Regions from separate parts of the Homo sapiens genome. Here regions 1 and 3 are each linked to region 2. A link is a contact called in ENCODE Hi-C or POLR2A ChIA-PET data. All regions are on one chromosome and are shown on one strand. The core of a region is the stretch at or near the end of the contact, and the rest is flanking DNA. Distances in the headings are between cores, read along the strand shown. Region 1 overlaps NOL4L (nucleolar protein 4 like). Region 2 holds the start of C20orf203 (chromosome 20 open reading frame 203). Region 3 overlaps NOL4L (nucleolar protein 4 like).

The links. Hi-C counts contacts between places; a loop is a spot of excess contacts on that map. ChIA-PET counts read pairs that join two places held with the same protein, here RNA polymerase II (POLR2A). Pooled maps may share reads with other maps.
Region 1: a pooled map shows a loop between it and region 2 (2.4-fold over the local background). The contact joins the enhancer-like site here to the promoter of C20orf203 in region 2. A Hi-C loop is called at or near these places in 2 of 50 pooled maps. POLR2A ChIA-PET finds 5 or more read pairs at or near these places in 5 of 52 experiments (A549, CD8-positive, alpha-beta memory T cell, HepG2 and 2 more).
Region 3: POLR2A ChIA-PET joins it to region 2 with 11 read pairs in activated CD4-positive, alpha-beta T cell. The contact joins the enhancer-like site here to the promoter of C20orf203 in region 2. POLR2A ChIA-PET finds 5 or more read pairs at or near these places in 3 of 52 experiments (GM12878, activated CD4-positive, alpha-beta T cell and activated T-cell).

The regions. Positions count from the first base shown.
Region 1 is chr20:32,468,820-32,471,519 of GRCh38, forward strand. All of the region lies in intron 5 of NOL4L (nucleolar protein 4 like), which reads right to left. Among named protein-coding and RNA genes, the nearest start is that of NOL4L-AS1, 91 kb to the right of the region's middle. RefSeq lists an enhancer at 1,373-1,422 and a silencer at 1,743-1,792. Within about 2 kb of position 1,377, at least 14 of the 41 ENCODE cell types and tissues checked have a DNase peak (open chromatin) inside an H3K27ac peak, as active enhancers do.
Region 2 is chr20:32,672,503-32,675,202 of GRCh38, forward strand. It overlaps C20orf203 (chromosome 20 open reading frame 203), which reads right to left and starts at 1,439. Exons shown (of 6, transcript NM_182584.4): 1 at 1,130-1,439. RefSeq lists enhancers at 1-186, 2,137-2,206.
Region 3 is chr20:32,444,826-32,447,525 of GRCh38, forward strand. NOL4L (nucleolar protein 4 like) reads right to left here. Exons shown (of 11, transcript NM_001256798.2): 11 at 1-2,700. Among named protein-coding and RNA genes, the nearest start is that of ASXL1, 88 kb to the left of the region's middle. RefSeq lists an enhancer at 597-1,258. Within about 2 kb of position 1,291, at least 8 of the 41 ENCODE cell types and tissues checked have a DNase peak (open chromatin) inside an H3K27ac peak, as active enhancers do.

The DNA.
Region 1 (2,700 bases), core at 127-2,626, 200 kb before region 2:
ACCTGGAAGGCGGAGGTTGCAGTGAGCCGAGATTACACCATTTTGCACTCCAGCCTGGGCAACAGAGCGGGACTCCATCTCAAAAAAAAAAAAAAAAAAAAGAAAGAAAGAAAGAAAGAAAAACAGGGACTTGAGTGTCCTTCCACAGGAGTGGCCAAAACGCTGGCTCTGGAGAGACCCAGTCCCTGTGGTCTGGGCAAGTTACTTCCCCTCGGAGACGATGTTTCCTGCCCTGTGGAACAGCGACATGTATAGCTCTGGGCTCACAGGGTCAGGCTGGGCACACAGCAGGGTCAGGCTGGGCACACAGCGGGCTCAGGAATGGGACCCCAGTCACTGGACTGACTAGACAAGCTTTGAACTGTGGCTGGCCCACATCAGTGTCAGGGAGGCCAATGACTATGTGAGAAAAAAGGCGCCAATACTGCCTCATTGAAAAGAAAATGAGGCTCTGGTTACTTAGATACATAGAAAAGTCTGAGAAAAATAGGGCCCCAGACATCATTATTTTTCATTTTCTTTTTTCCTCCTTTATTTTTCTATTTTTTTTTCTTTTTTTTCTTTTTTTTAGATGGAGTTTTGCTCTTGTTACTCAGGCTGGAGTGCAAATGGTGTGGTCTCGGCTTACTGTAACCTCCGCCTCCCGGGTTCAAGCAATTCTCCTGCCTCAGCCTCCGGAGTAGCTGGGATTACAGGCATGTGCCACCACACCCAGCTAATTTTGTATTTTTAGTAGAGACAGGGTTTTTCTATGTTGGTCAGGCTGGTCTCAAACTCCTGACCTCAGGTGATCCACCCGCCTCAGCCTCCCAAAATGCTGGGCTTACAGGCGTGAGCCACCGCACCTGGCCTTCTCCTTTATTTTTCTACAATAATTGTAATACTTCTGAAATAAGGGGAGAAATAAGGGACATTTCTACAAAGATGTGGCTCCTGCCCTCAGCAAGCTGACAGCCTGCAGGGGTCCCACACTGGTGCCTGTTTGGCTTCAACCAAACCCCAGACTCCTCCAGGGAGGTGGGGACAGGGCTCATCACCCCTGTGTGTCACAAGGCCAACGCTGGTGTGACTAAAGTGGCCAAGAACCTGGAAGAGCCAAAGGGCCCTCAGTGCCTTTGTCCAGACTCAGGCCTGCACAGTGCGGGAGCCCGTGTGTCCCGAGGCCCAGGTTGGAGGAGCGGCCTCATCTGAGAGGCGCACACACCAGGCCCTGACCTGCCCCAGCCAGGGCTCCACACGACTCTTGCTCAGCAATCCCCCGACTGCCCACCCTGCAGAAGGCGGATGCAGGCCCAGCGAGCAGACCCCTGCTCTCCCCTGGCGCTGGCTTCCTGTCTGCCCAGGAGGTGAGTAATGTCCGCTCCCTGCCCCCACGCATCCCTTCTGGAGGCCAGACGGGCCTCACATTTTCCGCTCAGGAAGGGGCAGAGTGAGAGGCCTGCTGAAGCACATCCAGGGGAAACGGAAGGAGTGGCCCCGCCTGCCGGGTCAGGAACCTGGGCCAGCCCCGGCCTGCAGGAGGCGCACTGGCTCACCTGCCTCCGTGCATGCCTTCGTTCATTTTCATCCACTCATTCATTCAACAAACAGCACCCCAGCACCTGCGTGGTGCCAGGCCCTGTGCTGGGTGCTGGAGGCCTGGCTCTCAGGGTGCTTATGGTACTTGGGGAGGAGACTGCATCAAACAGATCATCCCACAGGTGGCGGCGTAAGTACAGACGGATGTGCTGTTCAGCCCCAAGGCAACGCCAGACCACAGTGCCTCTGGACAAAGTCTCTCAGGCATCCTCCCTCCACACCCTATGATGTGCACAGAGCCCTGTTCAGACCCAAAAGAAAGCCCACGCCTCAGCCGGGGCTTGGCCGAGGGTCTTTAGGGGACCTGGCCCGTGCCTGGGCAGGAAACTGTGGCAGGAGCTGGCCCGCATGGCCCTGGGCCCCAAGGAGGGAGCGCCCCAAGTGTGTGGAGAGGGCCTTCTTTGGTTCCCTAGCTGCCCTGCCCATCTTCTGGGGACCCTCACACATGGCCCCTGCCCCTGCCAAAGGGGAGAGAGGAGAAGCACTGGCACCTCCCCAACTCTGGCTGAGTTGCCCCAAGTCTCTCCCTGATCCTAAGTTTCCTCCCCATGAGATGAGGGCACTGTGAGTGGTGCTCCCTGCCAAGCACCAGTGGCTGTGATCGCAGGGACCTGGGAGCATCCCAGGACTTCAGAGTGTGGGGAACTGGTGTAAAGAGGTCTGGGAGACCAAGACTCGCAGCCAGTGGCAGGGTTGGGGGCAGAAGCCTAACTGTGTTTCAGGACAAGCAGACACTCACCCCGGTAGAACCTCAGAGGCAAGCTCCCGGGGAGTGAAAGCTGTGGCACCCGCACAACTCACTCTTGGGCTCAGTTTCAGGACAAGCAGACACTCACCCCGGTAGAGGCTCAGAGGCATGCTCCCGGGGAGTGAGAGTGGACACTCACCCCGGTAGAGGCTCAGAGGCATGCTCCTGGGGAGTGAGAGCAGACACTCATCCCGGTAGAGGCTCAGAGGCAAGCTCCCGGGGAGTGAGAGCAGACACTCACCCCGGTAGAAGCTCAGAGGCAAGCTCCCGGGGAGTGAGAGCTGGCACCCGCACAACTCACTCTTGGGCCCAGTGGTCTCCGCCATGGGATTTGCTCTGCCACTCAGCCTTCATCTGCCTTTGTTAAAATCTTT
Region 2 (2,700 bases), core at 189-2,688:
GTCAAGGTTACAATGAGCTATGATTGCATCATTACACTTCAGTCTGGGTGACAGAGCAAGACAATATCTCCAAAAAAAAAAAAATACTTCTTCAATTTAAATAGCTTTAGTTTTGTGGGAAAAACCAAGAACCACAGTGTGCCTGTCTCTATTTCTTGCTCTTGTTCCCTTTTATTCCCTCCTGAATTTCTCACCACACCAGGCCTTTTTGTTCTGGGACTCTTCCTCCTCTACCCTCCCCACTCCCTCCCCTGCCTCCCCCAAGCTCACAGCATTTCACACAGTTCCAGAAAAGTGCTTCTCTCCCTGACTGCCACCTGGCCCTGCTGTCTTCCCACAGGGCTGTGGGCTCCGGCAGCAGAGACCTTTTCCTACTCCCTGTGCCCCTGCATCTAAACAGACCCAGCATAGGAGAGGGGCCTGGTGAAGATGGCTGGTAGGAAGGCACTAGACTCGGGCTTTGAGAGCCAGAAGGCCTCAGGGAGTGAAGAATATGGGACTGGCAGGATCTAGGGGCTGAAATGAGTGGCCATAAAAGAAGCCCCCTCAAGACCCAAGACTCCTTGGTAGTAAGGGCTGGGCATCTCTCTGTGTCCCACCTCACACCCTGGGGCGGGTGAGGAGAGGAAGTGGAGGGGTTGCAGGGTTGGGGGAACAAGCGACAAGCCCGCCCTCCTGAGGAGCCCCAGGGCTGGTACAAACGGCAGGAAGAGGCTGAGCTGGGCCCCTGGAGCCACAGAGGCAGGAGGGAGTGAAGAGGCCCTGTGGCTGCCATGGGGGACAGTCCAGCAGCCTCCTCCTGCTCCCCTCAAGACTGGCCGGAGGTGTCTCAGCCCCCGTAGCCAACCACAGAGAGAGCACAGGGCGGAAGTGGCTGGCGCCTCAGCCATAGCTGCCGGAGATGGGCTCAACGGCCACACGGTCCCCACATTCGGGGAGCCTCACCGCAGCCCCGTGGGCACAGAGACCCAGGTGGAGCTCCAAGGGACACATGAGGCACAGGGAGTCTAGGGCAGCAGCTTCAAAACCACACACTGGTCTTTCTGCTGGCTTTTTTGGTCACCATCCCCTGCTTAAAACCCCAGGGTCACCCCACACTTTCAGCACAGACAGGCTGCATTCCACCCACCTGCAGGCTCCTCTGCCCGGCATTCATCTGTGCCACCTGCCCCGGCCATTTGGCTCCGACTGCAATGACACGTTTGTCTGGGAGATTCTTCAAGGGCACATAAAACATATCTGCCTTTGCTCACTGTGATGTCTCCGACGCAAAGCAGAGAGCCCGCCAGCGTAGCCACTCAGAGCTGAGTGGTGGTGGAATGAGTGAAAAGGCTGCAGCTGGAAGGGCTGGGAGGCGGGGGGCAGAGTGGGGGCAGCCAAGGGTTTTGGGGATCACACAGGCTTGGGAAGAAAAGTCAGCTCAGACCCACTGGCTATGTGACCTGGCCCTGCAGGTCCAACTGTCAATGGGTCTAACCCCGCCCACCTCAATGATCTGTGAGAGCTGAGCGGGGGAGACACTGTTCAGAAAAGACTGGGTCCCTGAAACTGTTGTTGTCGTTTAATCCAGCCATTTTTTTTAAGTTTGTTTAAGAGACAGGGGTCTCCCTATATTTCCCAGGCTAGTCTTGAACTCCTGAGCTCAAGCAATCCTCCCACCCTGGCCTCCCAAAGTGCTGGGATTACAGGCGTGAGCCACCGTGAGCTTGGCCCCAGCTCTTTCATTTATGGACAGGACATTTCAGGAGAGGGATCCATCCAGTCTCATCTTGGTGTTTAATATTTAAATGCACCAAAAATGGGGTGCCAATTGGTGCCAACTTTTTGGAAAGAGACTTTGATGTAATCTGCCTAAAAGTAAAATGCTCATGTTCAGCAACTCAGCCCTTCAGCTTCTAGGAATTTTGTTCTGCAGGGAAAAAAAAATGCTGTATTTGTATTATTAATATTGTTACTGGGTGGCAGGGGGAGGAAAGTATTCAGTGTTTTCAGAACCACCCACCAGGAGGCGCTTTTGCATCAGGGGCCCAATCAGGTTAGCCCAGAGCACCTGGATTTAAGTAGCAAAAACAAATGACAATCTCTAGCCCAATGTCTCAAGAACATTCCAGTCTTTTACTTCATCTCACCCTCGAAACTTCCTTTTTTTTTTTTTAGACAGAGTCTCACTCTGTCACCACGGCTGGAGTGCAGTGGTGCAATCACAGCTCACTGCAGCGTCGACCTCCCAGACTCAAGCAATCCTCCCACCTCAGCTTCCTAGGTAGCTGGGACTAGGTGCACATCACCATGCCTAGCTAATTTTTGTATTATTATTTTTTTTTTTGTAGAGATAGGGATCTTGCCATTTTGCCTAGGCTGGTCTTGAACTCCTGGGCTCAAGCAATCCTCCTGCCTCGGGCCTCCCAGTTCTGGGATTACAGGAGTGAGCCACTGCGCCTGGCCATGACCAAAACTTTTATTAGAGACAGTATCTACTTGCTTGGTGCCCTCTCTGCCCTTCCTCCTAAAGAATCCCCCTTCAAAAGGAAAAAAAGGCCATTCAAATTTGAGAGAGACTCAGGGGTCCAGAGTAAACTAAGTTAAATGAAATCAAACCTGGACCGTGGGCTTCAAGTGTGTTATTAACCCCCTCCCTCCTGTCCTGCTGCATCCTTGGCTCTGCCCTTTCACTTACGTCCACGTCTCTAAACCCAGCCG
Region 3 (2,700 bases), core at 41-2,540, 230 kb before region 2:
TTGGGAGAAGGCAGTCCCTCTGGTGAGGGTGAGACAGCAGTGAGCTTAGTTCATCAGAACCAGCTCTTTGGTGCCCTCCAAGTCGGGAGTAGGGGGAAGGGGTTGAAGCTGCATCTTTTAAAACAAAAGCAAAACAAGTTCCCTGACTGAGCCAGCTAAATGGAATCCTGTTTCCATGCAGAAACTTGCTCCTGATTCTGCCATCTCTAGGGCTTCAGGTGTAGTTTCACTGGAAAGGAGGAGCCCACCCAAGAGGTGGGGTCGACATGATGAAATCCATTGTCCTGGAGGGGCCTGGGAGGCCCAATGGACTTTAACAACATATTCTTTCCTTTCTCTTGAAAACACATTGAACCTACGCTCTTGCCGCAGTACTAAGGCAGGCTGGAGGGTGGTCAGTTCCAACAGCTTGAACTCAGAAAAACATGACTTCAAACTGTAGCTTATGCTGATCTTTAGATCTAATCCTTGTGTGGGTAGGGGGAGGGAGCCCCTTCCCCAGTCTTTCTCACTCCTGTCTGCCAAGAAATGCAAACGGTTCATGTCTAGCTTGGGTACTGCCTCTGGGAGGAGAAGTGACACGTTAAGTAACTGATACCAGGAATTCTAGGGTGGCGATTGTCTCTGCCAGGTTTTAACATTAAGATTTTCACAAATAATTGCCTGGGGTAACATTTTTGCAAAAGATCTTACTGATTACTTTGTAGTATTGTTCACACACAAAAATAAATATTTACACGAATTCAAATGTTGAGTAGTACTGAGCAGGTGGGGCCAGATGTGTGGATGGCTGGGGTGTGGGAGAGGCCTTGGGCACTGGAGGTTGTGCTGTGCTAAGGGTGAGTCTCAGGTGTCCTGGCCCTGACCAGAGGCCTGGGGATTGGTCAGATGGAAGGCAGAGGTGGTGTGGCTGGATGGGGTATTGGAGGCCACTTGAGAGATAACGACCACCCCCAACCTCTAGGGGCCGGAAGTAAGCACGGGGTGGGCACCCTACCTTTCAGAGTTCTGGACCTGAGGCAGGATGGGGCATCCTCACTGGTGCCCCCCCCATCCCTCCTTGGGGGGAGTCTGCCACAGTGCCGGGAGGCAGTGGCCACAGCTGCAACAGGCAATTGGCTGCAGAAAAGCTGGTTTGGGAAGGGGTGCCTGTTCTGGGAGCGAGTGGCTCTCCGTGGCCATCCTAGGATCCACTCGGCCCTGGCTCCCCTGGGGCCTCTCTGCTCTGAGGGAGGAAAGGCAACAGAGGGCTTCTGCCAGCTCTGGGCAGGGGCGGGCAGCAGAGAGCTGCTGTCATGGCTACGGAGTGTTGCACGGAGAGGCCCTGGGGGCCTGCTGAGGTCTGGGCGAGTCCCTGGTTTAGCAGCACTGGTAGGTATTGCACTGAGCAAGAGGAAGTGCCTATCAATCAATCAATCAGGGAGGAAGGAAACCAGGCCAGCTTTTTCTTTTTGCCCTTTTTCACACTCCAGGGATTATGGGTTTCTTCCAGGACCGGCCCCTCCGGAAGGGCTGGTCTTAGGAGAACCCAAGTGGCTCCTCCACTTCCACTGATCCCTTTACTCCAAACATGGCGCAAGGGGATGGGAGCTGCAGCCCGCCCTGGAGCTCACGGCTGCCTGATAGCCGGGGCTCACCCTGAAGAAGTGGCCCCTCTTGGCAGGAGTGAGTCTGAGGGGCCAGGCCTGTGCACAGAAGTTCAGACCTGGCTCCTGGGCAGCGGGGTGTGAGGGCAAGGGCCCTGCCAACCGGCTGCCATCTCCCAGCAGTCCGTCCTGTCAAGCAGCTGAGGGCCAGAGCTGGAGGGCTGCAGTGGCTGGTTAGGGACAGGACGCTCTCTGGGTTCCAGCTCCTGGACACCCAGTCTGGACTTACTTACCTCCCAGGCAGACACATTGTGTGGGGGAGTTGGGGTTACAGCTGTTCAGAACAGGCTCAGGGCACATCCTGGAAAAAGCCCACGCTGGAGTGTGAGGTAGAATACAGGTGACCATGGACTGGGGCTTCTGTAGAATGGGGTCGGGGTGCCTCTTTTGTTTTGCTTTGCCATGGGTGTGGGTGAGGTCCTCCTGCTTGGCGTTGCCTAGGGAGGTGCCTGGTGGTGTCCCTGTGGCAGCACTGGGATCTGCAACAGGATGGCCTGGCCAAGGGCTAGCGGCCACAGGGTGCACCAGGCATGCAGAGGAACAGCCAGCCTGGCACCTGTCCTGCCCCTACTGGCCCCAGCCCACATCAGTGTAGTGATATGGAATGTTAGGTATGGGGATACATCCTTCTGATCAGACAGACACAGACTAGCAATCTGTACAAACACAAAAGAATCCATTTTCAGAAAAATAAATTACTAAGGGGAGAGGAAGAAAGGGTCCACTTTGCTTTTCTCAATAAATATGCAATTCTGCTCACCTAAGACTTGAAAGGTAATTATCTGGGGGTGGGATTCTAACATCAGGGTCCACGAAGGTGATTCTAAACAGAGCTGCAGCCCCAGCGCCTTGTCAGGGGAGCCCCCAACCCTTCCAGAGCTGCCCCGTTGGCCTCTTCCAAGCAGGTCAGAGCACCCGTGTGGTGAGATTCCAAAAAAAAAAAAAAAAAAAAAAAAAAGTGTCCTTGTGCCCAAAGTCTCAGGTGCTTGGAGTGTGGCTAGAAACAGCTCTTTTGGATCCCACCTCTTTCAAAAACAAAATGTACCAACTGGTG